3 separate regions of the Mus musculus genome follow, and all the other regions are linked to region 1. The links are chromatin loops, found by intact Hi-C in ENCODE. Cell type or tissue: left cerebral cortex. All regions are shown on one strand.

What was found. Peaks named below come from ENCODE experiments on the same cell type or tissue, not always from the same donor. Only the 100,000 strongest peaks of a DNase experiment are listed, where the experiment ranks them.
Region 2: it touches region 1 in a loop (4-fold over the local background); 5 of 42 quality-filtered maps call a loop at or near these places.
Region 3: it touches region 1 in a loop (4-fold over the local background); 5 of 42 quality-filtered maps call a loop at or near these places.

What each region holds. Positions count from the first base shown.
Region 1 is chr12:49,959,872-49,967,871 of GRCm38, reverse strand. No RefSeq gene overlaps it. Among named protein-coding and RNA genes, the nearest start is that of Gm40418, 160 kb to the left of the region's middle. In left cerebral cortex, no CTCF peak of the experiment used is centred here; DNase peaks (open chromatin) are centred at 2,559, 3,624 and 4,139; H3K27ac peaks cover 936 bases.
Region 2 is chr12:50,077,676-50,085,675 of GRCm38, reverse strand. The region is part of intron 2 of Gm40419 (a long non-coding RNA gene); the gene reads left to right. Among named protein-coding and RNA genes, the nearest start is that of Gm40418, 39 kb to the left of the region's middle. In left cerebral cortex, no CTCF peak of the experiment used is centred here; DNase peaks (open chromatin) are centred at 2,687, 2,942, 3,907, 4,339 and 3 more places; H3K27ac peaks cover 3,184 bases.
Region 3 is chr12:50,277,872-50,285,871 of GRCm38, reverse strand. No RefSeq gene overlaps it. Among named protein-coding and RNA genes, the nearest start is that of Gm34523, 60 kb to the right of the region's middle. In left cerebral cortex, a CTCF peak has its summit at 4,021 (motif pointing right); a DNase peak (open chromatin) is centred at 4,025.

The DNA.
Region 1 (8,000 bases):
TTTGGTGATGGGGATAAGCAATATATACAAACTGTATTCAAATCAATCAGCACTTTCTACTATTTCCACTGTTTCATCATATTTGAAAACATGCAGTTGTCAGTTCCAAAGTTAATTGTCTAATTTTCTTTTTTATTCAGTAGCATCTGTCCCATTAAAAATGAAAAATAAGATATTATTTTCTTACTATGAGAAAGACAAACATAAGCAGCTAGCTTATTTTTCTTGATTTATATTATATAGGATGATTATATGAAAATATTACATTTAAAAGTGTCAAGAGAGGAATACGTATTTGGCAAGCACTAACATTCTTTTACAAATTCTGAGGCAGTGTTTTGCATCACAAATAATATAAATTAGAAAGATGATTAAAATTACTAGATTAGTTGTCAGGTCATACTAACAATTTATAAAGCATTTAAACTTAGAAAAGCAGAATATTTGTATTTAAATCTCAGAATATTTCATTCTATCATGTAATATGCTGAATACATTTTTTATTTTGTAGGGATAACACTGTAGCATATACTGAGAAAAGATAGGAATAGCAACTGATGTTTTTAAGGTCAGAAACATTCTTAAGTAATATAAACTAAAGTAAAATGTGATAGAACATTATTTATATTTACTGTGTCATGGTGCTTCTCAGTTATAACCATTGCAACAACAAAGTCTGACCCCTCCCCCCACCCAATGAAGTTTGAGTGGTATTGAAAGTGTCTTCTGATAGCAGGTACAGAAATATGCAAATCAGTTAAATTCAAGTGTATGCTAATTGGCCAACACACCTCTCATTTACCCAACAATAAGCTATTCCACAGTATCTGAAAGCAAATGGGTGGCTGTGTAGGTGTAAATGCATCTCTAAATTAATTTTCCAATAATAGACAGACTGTAACAAACAGAAACTTGGAAAAATAAACAAGCATAAGGGCAGAGGAATATTTTGTGTGTAATTTTAATAAGTATTATGTCTTTTGTATTTAGATGCTGTGGAATTTTCATCAACCACACAGAGCAAAACAAAAGTAAACTTTGACTAAGGTTTCCTACGCCTAATGAGCATTTTAATCTCTACAGATAATTAATTCTCTATTAATCACACCACTAGAATATCTACTCTGAATATTTTGTTAAAATTATAATTATTTTGTTTTCCTCTGTGGCCATTATCCATTATAAAAGCATGGCAGATAGTAACATAGTATTGACTAGATTTGTATGCAAACTGACATATATAACTGTATGTTATTTTCCCAAAATTTTGTCAGACTAAGACAAAATTTTCCATCAGTAAACTATAAATAAATACTGAGACACACAGATAAATAAGAATAAGTAGTAGCGTGGTGTACCAATCTTAATACCTTAGTAATGATATTATTGCCTATCCATAGATTCTAAGAGTTTACAGGGTTCATCAGGATGTTTTAATAAAAGCTTCTCTAAATTATGTGTAAGGTAGCTGTAACTAGGCAAGTTGCCTCCCGTCATACCATTATTCATATCTAGTTTTTTTTATGAATCCTATTTTTAACTTTTATGTGGCAGATAGAACATTTAAATGGAAATAGAAACAAATGTCTAACATTTCAATCCCATGTCATTTCCAAGATATTTCAAAAACCATAAGTGTAACTGGTAAAGCCATAGATGGCTCTCAATTTCCTCAATTTATTTAAATTTTGTCTGAAAGAATATTGCAGCTGACTAAGAATAGAAGAGTGTATAAATTGTCTAGACTTTATTATTTACTATGTTAAATTTTAAACTTTGACTTCAAAAAGAATGATGCTATTTTTAGCATTTACCAAATAGAAGCCCCAGAGAATAGAGGTGAAGTTTCTGTTTCTCTGTGTTCAAATCCCTTGTTTGATCTTCCATAGTTTCACGTTTTAATCCCCAGAACAACATCCAGAGAAATGATGGCAGTAGCACCATAAATGTGAATTGCTGAAAATGAATGTCAGGGAGATGTCTTTGTAGATTTAGACATGTTGAAGAAATGCATTTTCTTGTCTTTTACATGTGATTTTACTTGTTTACTAGTTTGTTGTAGTAAACTGGTGAATGTAATATTCCTAACTTGTCAATGCTTTTGCCCACAGTATATCTACTGACATCAAATTTATTAATATCTACTGATATTAACTTTGATGATATCAAAGTTCATTTACATCTTTATTAATATTAATAGCTACTCAGTCCCAGGAAAGCTCACTAAAATACCAAGATTATAAATAGCGTAAGAAGTGTGGGCCCCAGTTATACATCATTGTATGATTTTACCCCCTTTTCATGTAGACGTATACACAATGCTCAAAAATGAAAGTTTGCAAATGGTGATTAATGACTTCAGATGCTAACTTTTATCACATGGGCATTTTAAAGCATCAGGCTACTTCTAAATTACACTAGCATTTTGTCAAGCAGACTGAAGAATGCATTTGCTTTCACATTGCTTCAATAGCAAGGGCACACTGGTTGGCAGATGACACAGCACATGTTAATTCCTTTCCCCTCTTCCTCCTTCCAACTCAGAAATTTCCCAGCACCTGGAGATCTAAGGATGCTAAAGTAGTTCCTTGCATAGGTAAATTGATCTCCAGTAGTAGCCCTGCATTGTTGCTTATGATAGAAATACTTTTTTTGGGGAGGTGTGAGAAAAATAAAGGTTTTGCTAAACATACTAGAAATTGAATTTTAGTTTTCTTGCAGGAACTTGTGAGGATTTCACAGATTTTTAATATGGTTTAATGTACTGGCTTAAGAGCAAAATATTGTCATGCTATGTGGTATTCTAAGCCTGAATAAAAGTCTTTTTTTATTACACAAATAGTTTTAAAGGAGGGTAATTAGTGACTAGTGGCAAAAGAAACCCTGTCTTGAGAGGTTATGCCTAAGCCTCTTGAAGATTCCCCATATAAACAAGTGGGGCTGCTTCCCTCACTAGCCCTTCTTTGTTTACTCTGAGAAAGGTTCAAACTATTTAACGAGGGGATTACACATACTTTAACTCTATTGACAAAGATTAATTGATATTTTCCTGTTGGAGGTTTCACCTTTTGCATTTGGCTTCCCCTTTCCTATTGTTGTGGATGCTGTGATCAACAGAGCAAAGTTGCTTAAAGGTTATCCAAATTTCACAGCTTATCAGTACTCGTGCTAATTATATTTTTCCTTAGTAATACACATTTAGATCCAAGAACTGTTAACGTGTTTGAAGAGGCTGTTTTAAACCTCAGTTGTTGGAATAGAAAAAAAAATCATGACTAAAATCTGGATATTTTGGACAATATTGCTATCTGTATTATAGATGAAGTAGAGCATCGACTCAAAATGAATTATTAGTACTTAGAGCCAAATTTCTCTGAAAACCTAAAAATACTGTATTTCCCACCATAATATATATAGAAGATTGTGAAATAAAATTTCAACATCATACCATGTTCTTGGTAACACAATATAAAAAAATCAAGACTCCTACCATTTTGAGATACAATTCTGTGATAGAAATCTTTATAAATTTTTCCCCAAAATGTGTGTATTATGGACATATGGCTGCATATTTGGATAACACCATTTGCATTTTTCAAACTTGCATTTTTTTAAAGCACTAGCTTGGCTTTAGCTGTCAGAATGGCAAACTGCTGGTATATTCATCTGAAATTCTTAGCTTAACTCTTTGTCACTTTCAGATTTTATATAATGCTGAAATGTTCACCTTTCCTTTTTAATCTAATACGTTAGGCAGTAAAATAAGAAAGCACTCTCAAAGCAGAGTTTAATAATAGGAGGAGTCATGTCATAATGTGAAAAAAAAAAAGGATAGTGTCAAAATCCAACTGTATGAAACAGCTTTGAAAATTACTAGGGGTTTGGAAGTGTGGTAAATGGTTATATTTCAGATTAATACCCTGGAATAATTTACCATTTTTATGTATTCTAGGTTTGTTTTGCAATAAGAAATTTTAATTCCTGAACATTTAAAAATAGTAGCCTGGAATCTAGAACACCAAAGGAAAGGGATGGTGGGGCACAGGGAGAAGAAAATGCAAATCAAGACAGAGCTGATGTTGGTCACTGACTGGGACTGTATTTCAAAAGAAACGGAGCTAGATATACTGCATGCCTTGCAAAACGCCTTGTAAGTCTCTTTATGACATATTCTTGATGCTAAAAATGTGGCATATTTTGCACATGGCTTTGCCACATCATTGTAGGACAAGCTTCTTCCAATACCTTCTTCCTCACAAAAAGCAATCTTATTTACAGGAATCAAGCGCCACGTATGGTTGAATAATACCTGACATATAATTTACACATTTTAAAAATTATATTATCAAAAGAACATGTTTTGACTTGATTAAATTTCATATGAATTACACCTTCAAATTGCCATAACCAATAATTTTTAAATTTTCGAATAGCCCTCATAAAGGTCCATGTTCCATCTTCTATATATGTTAAAATATGCACCATTTTAAATTTTGCAATATTGTGCATATATTTGGACATATTGCAGACATATTTGGACATATTGTGGACATATTTGAATATTTCAGCTTTTCTCTTAATTGACATAGTATATGGCTACTTATATTCCCTAGCCACTTCAATCTGCTTCCTTCAAATTATGTTTTTGCAATGTGTTTATCTAATTATTACTTATTTATTAATTTTAGCAGAAGTATTTAATTAATTAGCATCTGATGCAAAGATAGAAGTAAATACCATCACATATATTATGCCACTGAATAGGTATAAATTTCACTGGTCTGAATGCTGGCAAATACAGTTAAACTTATTGATTTGGCTGAGTACATTAAAACAACACAATAAAAATATTTTACCACAAGGTAATGTAATATGACCACTGTATCAGCTATTTTATCCTTCAGAACCTAAATGCTAGCCTACCATAGAGCACATTGATCCTTTCAATAGTGTTACTACCATAAATATGATATTATCATTTCCCATCTTGGGTAGTGATGTTAAGTGATTAGAGGAGAAATATAATCAGAGGAAGCACTTTGAAAGATGACCTTGCTTTATCTCCTATGAAACACACAATGGGAGGATCTTGGAACAGCACCAGTTGCTAAGCTACTATGATATAATCTGCTCTGAGCAATAAGATACTGATACTTACTGATCATCTAGTGTCTTCAATATGAGGGAGATCATATACATTCAGTTTCTATAGCTTAGATGGTTCTTGAAGCTGATGAATACTTTTTAAATTTGTCAGTATAGTCCCTTAAGAACTATTTAGTAGGCCACTTAGTATGTATTTTCATTACTAAATGTGTGGCGGACAAAACTGCCTGGTCATGAAGTAGTGATGCTGATGGTAGATATTATATCTAGCAGCTTAATATTTACTATGATTTCCACAAATATGGCATCTTCACAATAAATTTGAAAGAAAATAAAGTCAAAGCAGAATTATAAACTAACATACATTTCCAGTTTTTGAGCTCTAAAAAGTCTTAATTCCAGTGTAACATTACTTTGAAATAATATAAAACCACAAGTTACTATTGGAAGGTGATAAACATGATCAGACTCTAATAATACAGATTTTAAATGTACTTAATCCAGCTATTAAAAGGCATAACTTAAATAGAAGGAACATAAGACTTAAACAAAGCAGTAGACAGCTGTCCAGAAATTAGCAATTGCTAAAGCACACAGATTGTGATTAAATTTTAATGTGGCTTTTAAGCAAAGACTCTTGCTTATCAGAGAGGAAGAATCACTGAGAAAATATTGTTATTGATTTCATCATTTTCAATGTAACTGATCCTTTAAGTAATTTTTCTTGCATTTAGTATCATGTTTTAAAGTGTCTGCATATAATGGGCAAATCATTCTAGAGTAAGTTCATTTAAAATTTTTAGTCAAATTATAAATTGTTACCCAGTATATGCCACTCAAACCATTAAGCAAAACAAAAATACAACAACAGGAAAGTAGGCCAGTCAAATAATGGAAATTAAATGGTCTTCAAAATGATATTTGTATTGATTTTTTAAGGACTCTAGTCTTTGAAATTAATATACATTGATTATCTCTTATGTAATCTAAATCAGCACTAAAGCAAACAGGTTCATTGCAGTTATCTGAGAGTCATATAACTGTTATCTTAGGAATCAGAAAACAAGTGACAACTTTTTAAACAGGTAGAATGCCACATTGTGTTGGTTCTCTGGATAAAACAATAACAATAGTTGTATATTAAAGTACCACTAAATATTTTTTTCAGTAATGTTACCTACTTAGAAATAAGAAACCACAAAGTTCATTTATAGTGCACCAGTAGACTATAATTATATAATAGTGAGAGCGACCATAAGTTCAAAATATTACTCCAGTTTACCTCCCTGGGCATCAGTCAATGTTGGCTACCAAAAAAGTAGAATTTAAACTTGGTCATATAATAATACACATTTATTTATTGATTCATTAGTTGAATATTAGGTGTTGACTAAGTTCCAGAATACAGTGCATATACCACTCTATGTTTATACAGTTACATGTCCTCTTAGTAAGGTGGAGCATGTGGACTTACATATAAGGCATAAATACTGACTTAGATATTTTCTTTAATGTGTATTAATGAGAGATTATTAGTCACAGTAGAGTTACCAAAAAAAAAAAAAAAAAAACTATGTAATGCAATTAACTCAATGTGATAACAAAATTTCCTGTTTTTGAAGGTATGCATTTTAAGCAAGAGGCTTGTAGTGGAACCAAAACATATGACCTCAGCTTTAACAAGTATTGGTCTCCTGGAATATTATAAACAAAACAAAACAAAGCAAATACCTTGATGTTTTACCCCATTTGATCTTATTCTTGTTACCCAATTATTCTCAACTGAGGGTATTGGAAGACTTTTCAGTAAACTTCCTATTGCATAATCTATACGTACAGATATTGATATGTATATAATGTAATTGAGATTTTTATTTACATCTAGTTCTCATTAGAGCAACCTCTAGTAAATGAAACTAGTATGATCTAAGCATTCTTTTTTTTTTTTCCTTTTTTGTTTGTTTTTTTGCTTTTCTGAGACAGGGTTTCTCTGTATAGCCCTGGCTGTCCTGGAACTCACTTTGTAGACCAGGCTGGCCTCGAACTCAGAAATCTGCCTGTCTCTGTCTCCCAAGTGCTGGGATTAAAGGTATGTTCCACCACGCCTGGCTTGATCTAAGCATTTTTATGCATGACATTAATTAAGAGATGTCTACAAAAATAAATTAACCTTATAGGAAACCCATAAGGTATAACATAAAACAAAAATTAAAAATATTATCTGTGCTGATTTACCCCTATAGTTAATGTTTTCTAAACATTTAAGGTAAACATTGAGGTAAAGGTGCATCACTGATCAGCAAGACTTCCACTGTAAACATATTGTTCTGACTCCTAGCTAGTTATCTCAAAGGCAATAACATTCAAATGCAAATCATAATTTTAAAAATTGTTGTTTTTTTGTTTTTGTTTTTTGTTTTTTTACTTTGGAGTTTTTTGTTTTGTTTTGTTTTGCTGAGAGTAAAGGGATGACTTGACTAAAACTAACTGGCAATACCTTAAATAATGAACAATGTATAAAGAACAATGTAGCTTACATTTTATAAACAAATTAAAATACGTTTTATACATATATTGTGATGTGGCCATGACATTTAAAACCATCCTAATCCTGTTGTACCCTCAATATATTACCTATTTTACTCTTGCCATATGTCTTTTCTTTATAGCCCATTAAGTTTAATTAGTGCCTGGTATACTTGCATTATTTTGTGATCAATCATTGAGGCATCGCTAGCCTACCAATGATCAGTCCTACTAAAGAAAAGTGATTCATTTCTCACCAGCGATCAATTGTGCTTAGTTCCTTAGCCTAGAGTGGGCCATCAAGAGCCATTTCCTCAAAAGTAAATTTGTCTTTTAAGACAAATTATTTATTATTGTATGTGAGTGTT
Region 2 (8,000 bases), 120 kb before region 1:
AGTTATTATCATTTAAACAAATGAAAATGGTGACAAAATCAGAATAGTTTGGAGATGTATTATATCTGAAAAATTTCTCTGAAGTATTTTAGACCAATCATGTTTGAGAGTTGTGCTAGACGAGTGCCCAGTTTCAAAAGTTACACTTCTTGTTCTGAATGCCACCCTCCAAATTTGTCTGTAGTCATTTTATACCTCTTCAAAGGACATCTAAATATTTACAACCCAAGAACCATAGGAAGACACTAAATTTATTACGTCCCCCCCCCCAAAATTACCATAGAATTAACAAAGGCAGCATCTTTCCACTTAAATTATTTATTTCCTTTCTAATCCACCGAACGTACATTACCTGCCCTCCCTGTGGTATATGGTATGTTTTCTGTGCTTAACCACTACCTTTCAAAGTAAGAGCTAGAACTTACCAGGCTCCATTGCTAATGAGTGTGTCTATCCTATGCTCTTGACAACTAGTAAAGGTTTAAGACCCTGACCCATGCTCAATTACCTCAGAAAATAATCACACTCAATGACTAGTGAGCAAAAAAGCTTTAATAGCTGCCAAACACAAGAATCCATGAGATTTAATCTTTCTCTAAACACATAATGGTAGACACGGTTTCTCTTTTTGCTAGAGCTGTTTAAAAACCCTTAGCTGAGCACAGCCAACTAACTCTTAATTCCACTTTATGCTATCAGTCTGATATTCTAGCCATTATTTTTGTTGTTTTTCAAAAAATCTAACTACCCTTGCACTTATGTCATAAAAATTCTGCCTTTTTCCCTTTTTTAATATTTGTATTCAAGACAAACAACAGGAGGTTGAAACCAGGCCACTTAGAAGAAACATCTGCTGACATTTACTCATATGCTACACGCTCCACTTTCATCATCGAATGTAATGATAAACACACATTCCAGTCAATAATGGCAATTCCCAGCCAAGCTTTACAAATGGTCTCTTTAACACCTAAACTGACAGCTCGGGAGATTTTGAGCTTGAAGCTAAATATGGTACATTTGGACAGTGTTTGCCTAAGTCTAGAGTGTCTTGAAGACTTTAATAAGCAGACATACACTATCAAAGAAAAGAGAGTCTTCACTGTGCAGGTATTGGAGCAGGGAAGTTTGACACTTTTTGAGCAGATTAAAGGCAGAAAGAAGAAAACCTCTCAGAACCAAATGGCCTTTTTGAAGAGTAGCTGTAATAAAGCTACTACACATAGTGTCTGGAAAACAGTCTCTTTAAAGAGAAAACTAATTGCCTGTCATTTAGATTATAGCTTTTAATTGTGGTGTGCTACAAAGTTAAGTGTTTATTTTGCTTCCCTTGTTAATTTAAATAATCCTGCATCGAGTTTAAATTATTGTAAGGACATTTTAATAAAATAGTAAAATGTTACTCATTTACTGTTTGCAAGGAATAATTACGCTGGCTTTTAATGTGCAAAGGGCTTTCCATCAAGATGATGCCATAGTTTTGAGTCATGCCTCTAACTGTTCCTCACACTGGAAACAGGGTGTTCCAGATGAACTAAGAGCCTTGAGTTAGCCACTAGAGAGCTCATACAGGATTGAAACCAGCTTGGCTCTACACTGGGGGGGGGGTGCACAGACACGTGTTCCCCAGAACATTAAGGAGCCATTTTATGTATATCTTATCTGCGTACCCTTTCACTTAGTCCTTTCATTTAGCTTATAAGATTGAGTGACCTTATAACTAACTCAGGGACTGTGCTCTGGTCAGGCAGAGCATCCCTACTTTGCCCAGACTCATCATATGAGAAGTTTCTCTTTTTAAAATTCTGCTGTTGCTGTGGTTTAAAACAGATCACTAGGTAGTTGACAGAAAAGAGTTTAGACTTTTCACCAGCTCTCTGAAACACAATGAGAGGGTTGCAAAGTTACCTCCCACATCGGTATTCAAAGAAAAAGCTACAAAGATCCATATTGGTCTGATTAATGCTATTTTTCTCTCAAAATGGCTTCATTTAGGAGACAGCTTGAGAATTTTTAGTAGTTGTTGTTGTTGTTGTTAATCCTGTTTCTCTATGCAGGACAAATGGGACTAAATTCGGAATGTTGTATTACAATGTTTTCATCTGCTCCCAAGGCATGTATGTTGAGCAAAGTAGCCAGAGAAGCCCTACCTAACACTTTATCAATGTTTTTTGTGGGGAAATGAACAACTCAGAATATGAGTTCACAATGCTGGGTGATGTGCGTAGAGCCCAAAGAGGGTTTTTATTGTGATGGGAGCCGGCAGGACAGCAGGACTTCTCAGACAGAAGTGTAGTATTCTGTGTTAGAGCCACAGTTTTTAGCATCAACATTTAGATTAATAGTGTACTGTGTAAAAACAAAACAAAAACAAACAACACCCCATACCTCTAACAGCTCGATCATCCTTTTAGGAAATTTTCTTATGAAGTAACTGACATTCTTCGGTGTTATTTCCCTCCCCCCTCCCATGTCATATAGTCAAGTCCCTACTGCAAATTGTGATGGCTAAGCAAATTTGTTAATTTGGGGGGGAGGGGCAGAGTTTATAGGAATCGATTGATTTTCACTGACACCGAATTTAGAAGCTTTCTAAACATGACTGTAGCATAGGGCTCTAGCAATCACACAGTGTTCTTAATGGTACAGGGAAAGGCAGTAATATGCTCTCTCTCCCAGGCCCCAAAGCCAGAGCAGAGGGAAAATGGGACGCCAAATAAATCTGCCAGTGATTACACTAAAGGAAATTATGATCTTGTTATAGAAACCATTAAAGGAAAACCAGAGTTGGTATGTAAATATTGTTGCATCATTATACCCCTGAAAAAAACAACCTAGTACAGCATTAGTATGTTATGCAATTAACAAAATGAAAAACGAGCTGCTTGAATTTAAAGCTTTTAATGTTTTTTAAACAGATAATAAGCATTTTCAACACCAATGTAAAACGTAGCAGAAAAGGTCTCCCCCGGAGAGTAACATATCTCATCGGTACTTACTCTGTGTTAGGAGCTAATATGCGTTCACATGGCTCTTCTGTTTGCAATTTCCTAACGCATCAAATAGCAATCATACACAAACTAATGTAGACTGAAGATAAAAGACTTTCTAGAAGATCATAAAATTTGATATTTCAAATGTTTGGAAAGATTATCAGCCTGTATATGATTCTCTGATTTTTTGGAAAAAGGGGCTCAGATGGTAACTTTGCTTAGGCAAAAAGCCCATTATTGGATGCGCTATAATGTATTTTCAAGCTAGAGGCACTTTAAGTATATTAATATAATTGTTCAGAACCATATAATTATGAAAAATGATTAATGTTAAATTTATCACTCAATATGCTTATTTGCTCCCAAAAAGACAGCAATTGATTCAAATTACTCTGGCTGAATCCAAAAATAGTTTATCAGAGTTACTGAAAAAAAAAAGCCAAAAGTATTTTTTAGAATATGTCATAATGTAGTCACATTTACTAGATATTGTGAAAATAGTGCAATGTATATAGATTTTTAACTATATTACTATGAATATCTCCCAAGAATTATTAAAATTCGAACACTAACGAATTGCCCAATCAAAATCAGTTTTACAAAAATCACCTTACGTTATTAACAATGAAGCTGTTTACTTGTAGACAGTGATGAATTTTCAGTATAAAATTCAAAACAGTAAGGAAAAATTCATATGGGGACAATACCAGCTCCATAAATTCTAAATAGATATAATTTAGTGTAGGCACTAGAAAGTTAATATGTTCTCCAAAGATTTCTTTAATTTAGTTGTTGCTAATTTATTCACACTAATACAGAAAAAATTCTGCAAAATTTTTCATAACAAAAAAACTGTGCATATCCCTGTGTTTTAGCTGGCATGTGGCTCTACACAGATGGTTTGGGGCTTTCTTTGCTGCAAAACAGATGGGCCTGCACTGTCCCTTACCAATCAAAAGAGAACTTGAAAATATAGGAATATCTTTACCTACATTGCATCCTTTAATTCAAGAAATTAAAATGTTTCAGAGTATAAATAACTGCCTATGAAAAAATAATTTTTGAAATGAGATGTCATATGTCGAAATTATAACCTAGTTCATGTTTAATGCAAAAATACTAAAGTTGGGCTGGTGCTTGATGCTGTTTTAACATACAACTATTAACTTAAGAAATTTACAACTGCGGAATTACTGTTGTCATGTGTTCACCTTGCCTGAAAAACACTGCTGTTTTAAAACTTTAACTGCAGTTAAACATATTTCAATTCAAAGTGATCATTCCAGGCAGCAGCATCCATGGAACCGAGTTAGCAAACACATATGAGCGGAGTGCGTTCGTAACTGACGCGCTTTTTTTACAACCAAGCGAGAAGGTAGCACCGCTCTCAGAGTCAGCAGGAACACTCTGTTTATTACTTCAGTTATTCACAACAGAAAACAAGTCACTTTGCACAGTGTATCAAAATCACAGCCTGCCTCAAAGCTTTCTGTTCAAACATAAATGTTGATACTCAGGGCTATTATCTGTGCTCTCTTTGTTCTGTCTATTTTACTAAGTAACAAGGACAATGCTCTCATTTCACCTTCCCATTAAAGAAAGATATGGTCTAGGAGATTAGAATACGTGGCTGGTCACACAGGACAAAGACCTTTTTCTTCTTTTTCTCTGATACCCAAAGAAAGCTGCCAGATTGTGATATTTTTATATTTTGTAAATATGCATCCTAACAAGTACATTTTCTATAGTGGTATAATGATGGGCTGTTTCTATAGGGTGATAGTTTTTCTATGGCATTGCTCACAAAAGACAGTTGAATGGTTTTTCCCAGGATAATTGGTTTTCAGAGTACTAGATACCCTGTATTTTACTTATGTTCAAATAATGCATTTTTATATTGGAAAAATTTTCCAGGAAAGCAAAAATGACGGGTATCTAATGTTAAACCATAAAAATATATAGCTCTCTATATGCACATCTACATGCATATTTATGCATACATCAATTTACATATATTAACAGCCATATATAAATTTGTATAGCTCTTACTATAATTTGTTATCTATAGGATATATCTGATTTTGGATTATATAAAGATACTTCTCTACATACAAGCAATGTATTTTTAATTGGTTTCTTTTTAATGATCTGATTTTGAAAATCAATTGAGAATTTCTTTTGTCTGTAATGAAAAATAACAGCTCTGCTTGTTTTTTTTTTTTTTAATTACATCAAAACCAGTCTCTCACAGATCTATGATGAAAGGGCTACCAGGCTAGGAAATGTGAATAAAACTGTAAAATAAATAAAGTTAAAAAAAAAAAGCTATTCCCAAACACTTTGAAATATTCTGACAGCATCTACACAAGCAAACAATTGATACGGTAATTTAAATCATTTTATTCACTTATACTTTGTTTAATTTAATATTTTGGGATTTTTATAAACTTTTTTCTTTAGAAATTCTTCTTTGCTGCCTTAACTCCCAATATAGTCAAGGCTAGCTGACCTCAGACTCCTGATTTTCATGTCTCTACTTTCTGGGTGACTGGATTTAAAAATTGTGTCAGTAGGCTTGGATCTTTATTAATTTTTTGTAAGTTAATCTCTAAATTTGTTTTTTAACCTGAACCCAAGTTGAATTATTACAGTTAAACTAATAACATAATCTAACCTAGTGTTTTAAATGTCCCATAATTTTTGTTTTATTATAATTCAGATTGTCTATTTTTCATATATTAGTAAAAGTTGTTGGAATAGTTTCAACTTTCACACTGAAATAGGAGATGTGAAGATCTTTGCCTTAATATTCAATGAATAAGCAGTAGTTACACTGCAGAATCAGGGAGCCACCTTCTCATGAAAAGTACTTGAGTAGTTGGGAGAATTCTCATAGTCCAGGAGAACCAACAAGCTCAAGGCAAAACTTCGTAAGGATCTCTGTGATGAAGCAACTTAATCATGGTGGAGGATCTTTTTAATCTGTTCTTGGATTCCAGAATTTTTATTTCAATGTTCATAGGAAATCTTGTTTGTAATTCTCTTCCTTTGTTGTGTCTTTATGAGGTTTGATTATCAGAGTCCCTATTGAACAACGTTACTTCCATTTCTGTTTTGTAGAATAGGAATATTTGACCTTAACTCTTCTTCAAAAGTTTGGTAGAATTCTGTGCTAAAACAATCTGGCCCTGAGCTGTTTTTCTTTTTTTCTGGTTCATTAATGGTTAAAATTCTGTTTAAGCCGGGCAGTGGTGGTACACCCCTTTAATCACAGCACTTGGGAGGCAGAGGCAGGTGGATCTCTGAGTTCGAGGCCAGGCTAAGCCTGTCTAAAAAAAAAATCTGTTTAAATTGCTTATCTGATCTTGATTTAACTTTGTTGTGGTAGGTATTAAGTATGTAGAAAAGATTTTCAATAGCTATCTATCTAAGTGGTAGGTATTGAAAAAATTATCCATCTTTAAGATTTTCCATTTCAATTGAGTACAGGTTTTTAAAGTATGTCTTTGTGACTCCCTGGATTCTCTGGATCTGTCGTTAGGGCCCCTTTCATCTGTAATTATATTAATTTGGGTAGTAGTTTGTAAATATTACTGAATTTCTCAAAGAACCTATGCAGTGGTGCTTTTGATTGGTTTTGTTAGGTCTTTTGTTTCTATTTATTGGTTTCAGTCCCGAGTTTGAAAATTTCTTGACTTCTACCCCATCTGTATGTGATATCTTTTATTTGTTCTAGAGCTTTCAAATGTTCTAATTTACTAGTAGGAAATCTCTCCATTTCTTTTGTTCTTGTAGTTGTGGACTTGTTTTGTTTTGTTTGGTTTTGTTTGGTTTGGTTTGGTTTTCTGAGACAGGGATTCCCTGTGTAGTCTTGAATGTCCTGGAACTCACTCTGTAGACCAGGCTGGCCTCAAACTCACAGAAATCCACCTGCCTCTTCCTTCCAAATGCTTGGAGTAAAGGCGTGTGCCACTATTTCTCCACTTTCTCCATTTTTTTTTAAAATGTAGGCTCTCTTAAACAAACAAACAAAAAAAAAACCAAACAAACAAACCTGAGTATGATGTTTAAATGTAGGCTTTTAATGCTATGAATTTGCTTCTTCGTACTACCTTTATTGTGCCCCATAAATTTGGCTATATTGTATATTCATTTTTATTCAATATTAGAAAGTATTTAATTACTTTCTTACTTTTTGTGTTAACCCCCCCCCCCCTTTTTTTCATCTTTAGTGAGTTGCTCAGTTTCCATGAGTTTGGAAACTTTCTGTTTCTGTTGTTGATACCCAGCTTTCATTCATGGTGGTCTGACAGAATGCATAGAGTTATTTCAATTTTCTTGTGATCTTGAGGCTTGCTTTGTGTCTGGGTATGTGTTTTATTCTGGACAAAGTTTCATGAAGTACTGGAAAGGTGTGTTAATTTGTGTTTGGGTGAAATATTCTATAAATCTCCTTATGGTCTAGATGGTTTGTAAAGTCAGTGAGCTCCCACACTTCCTGGTTAGGTTTCTGTATGGATGACCATTTGATTATCGCCTTGCTCAGCTCTCATTATAGAAAATTCCTCTGGCATCAATTGAGAACAGAGACTAATAGGAAGAGATCATGTAGAGGAGAGAGACCTTGGAACACAGAGCCCCAAATGAGATTTATCCATGAAATGCCTTCTGTCAGAGTTCAGGGAATCCTGCAGAAAAGAAGACAGAAAGAGTTACGAGCCAGAGAAATGGAAGATACCAAGAAAACAAGGTCCTCCAAATCAAATCATGACCAAAGCACATACAAACGAAATCATAGCTATGCAACAGTATGCACAGGGCCTGCATGGGTCTGCACTAAGTCCTTTGCATATGTTACAGCTTCCAGGCTAGTATTTTTTTGGAATTCCTGAATAGGTTAGCGAGTGGGTCTCTGTTTCTGGTCCCTTCTCTCTGACTCTTTTTCTACTGTGTGTTTGGTTTGTCCTATTCTGATTGAGAGAACAGAGTTAGCCAGAGTTAGGCTGA
Region 3 (8,000 bases), 320 kb before region 1:
GTGGGTGGGTTGGGGAGCAGGGCAAGGGGAGCATATAGGGAACTTTCGGGAGAGCATTTGAAATGTAAATGAAGAAAATATCTAATAAAAATTCCTGTGTGATCTTTAAAATTAAATGACGAAATTTATTGCAAGAGTTTGTGAGATACAATATTTTATTCAGTTGTTTGTGTCCATTTCCCAAAGAATAGGCTATTCTGGATCTGCTGTTCCTTAGCTTATTCTCCAGGAGGATGAGAATGCCCAGGTCCCATTTTCAGTGTCAGAGAGCTTCCTCTGACCACTGTGATTCTGGTACCAGCACAGATCACTAATTTGCATTCTGCTCATTCTATGCCCCATTTGGTAATGATCAGACTTTGTAAAACTTAAGGCTATATTAGCCTTATAAAATAATTGTAAATCTGCTACTTATTGTCATGTTCATTTCTGAAGAATATTTAACTAAAATTAGCTTAATTATAGAATCATGAATAAATTTACAGTATTGAATTTATTTTTTATTGCCTATGCAATTTAAGCACATCTATATAATACTACTTTTTGGTTTTAAAGGAAAGAAAATATCTATGAATTTATATAAATGTGAATTCTTATTCGGACCTCTTGCCACAACATAAATTGTGAAGTTTTTTAAAGTACACATCAGAGATTTAAACTTTTGCTATTGATAAAACAAAAACTATTATTGTCAGTCCCTAATAAGGAAAAGGGATGTTTGAGAGTTTTGCCTTCGTGTGTGTGTGTGTGTGTGTGTGTGTGTGTGTGTGTGTGTGTGCATGTGCATGCTGAAAGCATGCCTGTTACCTACTGGGGTCAGATACACTGGAACCAGATTACAGACACTTGTGAGATATCATGTGGATATAATAAACAAAAGCAAGCTGCTCTGCAAGAGGAACAAGTGCTCTTAATTGGTGCCATCTTCCCAGGCCTTACATATAAATTTTGTGAATCTTGTGGGTGATGCGTCCTGTATGATGATGCAAGCCTAACATTCACAAGATTTTGGGTTTGATTACCAATGCCATAAAAAATTAGATGTAAAAGTAACTTTTATTGACATGATGTAATTGCCATCTTGGAGACTTACTGCTGAGTAAACTTACCCTTTCTAGCTTTTTCTGAACTCTGTATGCCTGGTTCAATTCAGCTGTTCTGGTCCAAACTCCTCTCTAAGCTGATTGATTCAAACTGACTTCTCTTGGTTTCTGATTGAATTGCTCTGCTTGGCTTCAAACTAACTCTGGCAATCTGTTTTAATCTTCTGGCTCCTTCTCATTTTGCTGACTTTTTCTGTCTTTATCTGTGACCTGTCTCTGTAAAACTCACAGTAATCTCTCTCTCTCTCTCTCTCTCTCTCTCTCTCTCTCTCTCTCTCTCTCTCTCTCTCTCTCTCCCTCTCTCTCTCTCTCTCTCTGCACAAAATGAATTCAACTCAGTTCCACTGTCAACACTCTCAACTGACTGAACTGCACTGCACTGAACAAAAACCAACTGTTAGGGATTTGTACTAAGGGCTTGTCTGGATTCCAGCAGGATCATATAGCTCGATATGGTTTTTGGATGTGATCCCTTGCCAGAGCAGCCATGTTGCTGGATTAAAATTCCTCTACAAATAGATAAGTTTTAATTTTAACAGTTGGGCAACAGAGGCCACGAGATCAGGAGTTTTGGCTACAAAGTGAATTTACGTCTAGCTTGAGATGTAAGACCCCATCTTAAGTAAAATCAAAGGGTTGTTTTGTTTTGTTTTGTTTTTTAAAAAGAGCTTGTTAATTTCCTTAAAACTCTGATGTTACTATTTAGGAAAAAGTATTTTTAATACTTTTCTTTATTAGCTAATGGCTGAGTTCAGAGAGATAGCTTGCTTGGCCATTCAAAGCATTAGCTGCATTTGCAGAGGACCCAGGTTGGATTGCCATGAGGCAGCACCCAGCTACCTATACCTTCAATTTCAGGGGATTCAATGCCAACTTCTGTACTGTGCTGGCACTTAAAGTACATTTGGAACTACATACACCTAGGCAGTCATGCATGAGTATGTGGTATGCATGAATGCACATGTGTATACACACACACACCACACACCACACACACACACACACACACACACACACACACACACACAGAGAGAGAGAGAGAGAGAGAGAGAGAGAGAGAGAGAGAGAGATTAATATTCTACTCTTAAAAAAGTAACACAGGAAAAGCAATCCAAACTCAGTCATATTGGTTACTATTTTCTTTGGCTAATTTCAACATTCTGTGTCTATTATTTTATGAAGAAGTCTTGTCACTTGTGTCTCCTGACTAAATCTTGGAAAAAATAGTTTTCAAAATTCAACCTGTGTTTTGAAACTATAGTCATATACTTTAAACTTCAAACAAAAAAGAAGTTTTAGTTTTACATTTTAAGAAGTAGATATCAAGGCCGGGCATGGTGGCACACGCCTTTAATCCCAGCATTTGGGAGGCAGAGGCAGGCGGATTTCTGAGTTCAAGCCTGGTCTACAAAGTGAGTTCCAGGACAGGCAGACCTATACAGAAAAATCCTGTCTCGTAAAACCAAAAAAAAAAAAAAAAGCAAACAAACAAAAAAACTAAGTGAGGTAACCCAATCACAAAAGAAGTCACTTGATATGCACTCATTGATAAGTGGATATTAGCCCAGAAACCTAGAATACCCAAGATACAACTTCCATAACACAAAAAAATCAAGAAGGAAGACCAAATCATGGATACTTCATTCCTCCCTAGAATAGGGAATAAAATATCCATGGAAGGAGTTGCAAAGACAAAGTCCGGAGCTAAGAGGAAAGGATGGACCATCCAGAGACTACCCCACCTGGGGATCCATCCCATAATCAGCTACCAAATGCAGACACTATTGCATACGCCAGCAAGATTTTGCTGAAAGGACCCTGATATAGCTGTCTCCTGTGAGGCTTTGCCAGTGCCTGGCAAATACAGAAGTGGATGCTCACAGTCATCTATATGATGGAACAGAGGGCCCCCAATGTAGGAGCTAGAGAAAGTACCCAAGCACTGAAGGGTTTTGCAACCTTATAGGTGGAACAACAATATGAACTAACCAGTACCCCCAGAGCTTGTGTCTCTAGCTGCATATGTAGCAGAAGATGGCCTAGTCGGCCATCATTGGGAAGAGAGGCTGCTTGGTCTTGCAAACTTTATATGCCTCAGTACAGGGGAATGGCAGGGCCAAGAAGTGGGAGTGAGTAGGTAGAGGAGCAGGGCTGGAGGGGGGGGTATAGGGGACTTTTGGGATAGCATTTGAAATGTATATGAAGAAAATATCTAATAAAAAAATTAAAAATAAAAGAGATAGATATCAGATTTCTTTGACTGTCTTTGTCACCATCTGACTTCTGAATGCATATTTGTTTAAATCCTTTGACAAAGTTTTATGTTAGCTACTGGGTCTCTCTCTCTCTCTCTCTCTCTCTCTCTCTCACACACACACACACACACACACACACACACACACAGTCAATCTTTGAATTTCAGGCAAATCCTTTAACTGTTTTCTTTTAAAGTGTACATTAGAACAGTTACTTCCATGAACTCCAAAGTTATGACAGAAATTATATAATCTAAACTGTGAAGGAATGATTACTGCAAACTCCTTGTATCTGATGTCTTTAACTATCATTTTGAGAAATATAGCTCTGTAGCCAAGGAAGTTCTCAAGAAAAGTCTGAAAACCATATCCTTCGATATCTCTGGCTGACAGTCATCTGTACCAAAGCAGAGAAAGAGCAGAGTACAAGAAGAACTCTGTGGCTTTTCTTTCCTTGGTCAGCAAAAGAAAGGATGATGCCACCAGTTTCTGTGCCTAAGTTTTAAGATGACATACACCTTATTAAAAACAAAATAAGTTAAATTTACCAGACAAGATAAAGTCTACCTTTTCCCTTGCTGAAATTGATGTAGTATGGATATATAAAATTATCCCTAAAAAAATAAGACCACAATAAATAGAGAAAAGGCAGCTGCATTCTTGGATATTGTCACAAGAGGGCATTTATGGATTAACTCATTGCATTTTTTTCTGTATTTGAGAACACTAGAAAACATTTCTAACATGTACAGTCTAAGAATAATTAAGAAAAATTATCAGAGGGATGTCTCTAAATTTTATAACAGAATTTGTACCATTTCTGCTTTAGGAAATTGGCTTAGTTTTCAGAAATTTCTGTCAAACGAAGAGTTGTACATATTTATAGATTTTAGATGTCAGCAGCTCAATATCCCCAAATATTGAGACCCTAAAAATAGCATTATCTAAATCATGCACCCACAATTTGTTTCTTGTGTTTGCTTATATTCTATTATACAACAGATATATAAAAGAAGTCATATTACAACTAGTAAAAGGTTATTGCATATTAAAACACAGTTCTATCTTTGTGTGGAAAAACAAGGTAATTAATATTCCTAAGTATTTTGAAAGCAGGTGCCATTTAGACAACACAAGCACAAACATCATAACAAATAATGAAAGGCTCGGTCATATTAGGAAGGAGGTAAAGTAAACTGGTAGAGAGAAAGTAATTTGGCACACAAGGAGGAAAATAGAAACCATTACTTAACAGTTTTACTTGAAGCAGGTAACCCTGAATTTCCTAATAGATTCATCTTCACTATGCCAGCTCTCAAGTGGCCTTGGGCCTGCGGTAGATAGTCAGGGAGCATTGTAGATGAATATAGAAAAGCGTCTCATATCAAGGGTAAATTTAGAGATGTCAGGACAAGAGAGAATTTTCAGAGATTGTTAATTACGTAACTTTCTTGTTGCAGTGATTTCTGTTAAATTTTCAGATTCCACGGGTAACTTTGTCCAGTCACTTGAGATTTTCAAGTAATGGCAAAGCTGGTACAAGGTGAGCAAAGCATCAGGAGAGTCAAGGTGGCACTGTTTCCGTGTTTATCTGCAAGAACAAAGCAGGTGAAGATATAGGCAGCTATCCTAAGGACTCCTGGAATCCATCCAGGTTAACAGAATGAGACCCTACACATAAGGAAGGAGCCCCATACCATTTACCCAACTTATCTAATAGTGTGCAAAGTTCTCTTCTTAATGGATCAAACAAGCAGAAACCAGCTATCAGAATGTTTAGTAAACATTAGATAATCATTTTATATAATTTCAGTCAAATGTACAGAAAGGAAGCATTTTAGATAACCTGCCATCTTATTAGGGAAAAGCACACAATTTCCTTTAGGCATTTCAATATAATCAAAACATCCTTCAGATTTGTTCTCATACTTACGTGGCAGCCTCAGCTTTCACAAGCCATTGCTATCATGCAATACCATAGAAGACAGTGAGAGAAGATGAGCCATCAAAACTGTTGAGTTTAAAAGTCCTGGATCCAGAGCTCAACTCCAATACATACTAAAAGAAAAAAAAAAAAGGTTTTCTTATCTATAAAATTAAAATGACGTTATTTGCATCAGTGAACTATTCTAGGTAGCAAATTTTAGCATGTATAATTTCCCTGATGAATAAAAGGTAGTCCACAAACTTCGGAGTTTATATTTAAAGGACCATAGACTTTAACATCCTCGTTGGAAATGTTAAGACTGTGGTAGCTACAGAGATGATCACAAAGTACAATACACGCCTTTTGCATTTTCATACATACTTGCAATCAGTTTGAACATGAGGACACTTCTGACTAATTAGAGGTGGTTGGAGTGATAGATGTCATTTTCAGGCCCAGACAATTAAAAGCTACAAGCTATCCTCATCAGTACCACCTCCTACCACGCTGCTCTTGAAACCTGGTACTGAGACAGTGGCACCTCATTATAACAAGGCCTTTCTCAGCTGAACTGTCTCAGCACACCATAATGCACTGGAATCAGAGCAGACCAGTATTTGATCCATGTGAAACCTAAAGTACAGGGAGTGATCACTGATCAGTAGGGGTTAAATTATTACTGCAGCATAATGCAGTTTAGCTAACTAAGGTCATGATTTTTACCCCGCCCCCCAAAACCGTATTTCATGAATAGGAAAACTAGACTCTAGAGAAGTAAGTTAATGTAAAAAGAAAGACTAGAATGCAAACAATGAAAAGAAAATGGTAGTATAGGCTCTTCCCCAAGATTTATCTCATGTAAATTACAGGCTATGCTCTTAATACCCTCTCTATAAATATGCCAGATATATATTCCAAACATATTTTTAAAAAATTTTTTCAGATATTCTTCTCTGGGTCATTATTGTCTTATTATTTTTCAGATGTCTTTAGTTTACCCAAGTTCTAAATTGAGAGAATCAATTACTATAGCCTACAAAAGATTATTTATACCACTTTCCCCTAAATGGGAATTTTTCTATGTTAATGTATGTATTAGTTGAAAGTTCTGGCTACATTTTGTTTTTCAGGTTTTTTTTATACCTCATGAGAATATTAACACTATCATTCATTATAAAGGATTTTTTGTTTCATATTTCATATACATATTGATGTTATCTTTGACATTTTATGTTTCATTACCTATTAGTTGGAAGATTCAAAACAATGCTCTAACTATTTGATGGACATGAAATGAGCTTTAAGAATATAATTAAAAGAAGGAAAATGACTGTAGGACACATTCTTCAAGGACAGTTACTTAAGAGAAGCCAGTGGGAAACTGAGGAGGAACCTTCATATAAGGGAATGAACAGTCCAAAACTAAGTTCTAACGAGTCACAGGAAAGAACGAGTTTCAAGAAATTGGCCATAAGGAAGCATCACATGAGCAGTGAAAAATAGAGCTGAGGAAAAGTGATCTTTGGTAGGTTTTGAGAATAATGATTCTTTTTCTGAAATACAGTATATCATTCATTCTCTGGCAATGCGTCTATGCATACACTAGTTTGTGATCATGTCCATCCCCTGTTCCTTCCACTAATTCTTCCCAGATTCATTGCCATCCTCTCTTATTTTCTTATACACCTTCCACCTATCTCTTATATAGTCTGCTTATGTTCAGTACAAAACAAGGAAGGATTTCTAAGGTTTTTTCTCTGTGCAACATGAGGCATAGTACTAGGCCCATCAGGAGCACTGTTTTATTCTAGATGTCATCAAACCAACCAACCAACCAAACAAACAAACAAACACCAAAGCAGTATTAGGCATCAGTCTCCAAGAAGAGTATGGCAGATTGAACCCTTTCGAGTTAATAGCCAGATGCCAAACAACTCCTTCATACAAATGAAATTTTCTGTTATTCCAAACCATCCCTATACTCCTTTCCCCCTTTCCTCATCTCTCCTTGGTCCCTCCCCAGTCTGTTTTATTCTCTTTCCCTCTCATACTATCCTTTCCCCTCTTTTGTCAGAGTGAGACCCAGTGCTCAGGAAAACATAGGCGCATAAACTCAAAAGAGATGAGGAGGTATCAAGGTATAATGAGTTAGCCATACTGTGTGAATTCTGTTTTTGTCACAACATTAAACCTTTCTTAAACTAAATACTGTATGAAGAAAGCTTGCTGGTGTTTGTTTTTGTTGGTCTTTTGGTCATAGCACTACTTGAATCACACAGGGACTTAGCAGAGTTCAACAATATACTAGTACTAAATTATCTTAGTAAGAGAAAAAAAGAAGAGTTCTGAACAAATATCTAATTAAACTTGGCACTTGAAGATTGCTCCCTTGGAGTATTTATGTTAAACATGAGATATGATATGATGAGCCAGAATTCAAGGACTTGATATTACTCATATATCTTCTATAGCCATGTTATAAAGATAAGAATTGTTATTGCCATTATTATTGTTATTAACTGCTATTATTTGAGGCAGAATCTTGGCCCTGAACTCTATTGACCTTCAGATTCAGCCTTTGCAGCTTGAGTTCTAGGATTATAGGTGAATAATCACACCCCTTATATTCAGTGATTGGTAACTGGGAGGCTCCCAGAATTCTAGGCAAGTGCACTTGTCCAGCTGATCCAGAAGTTTATATTATAGTACACTGAT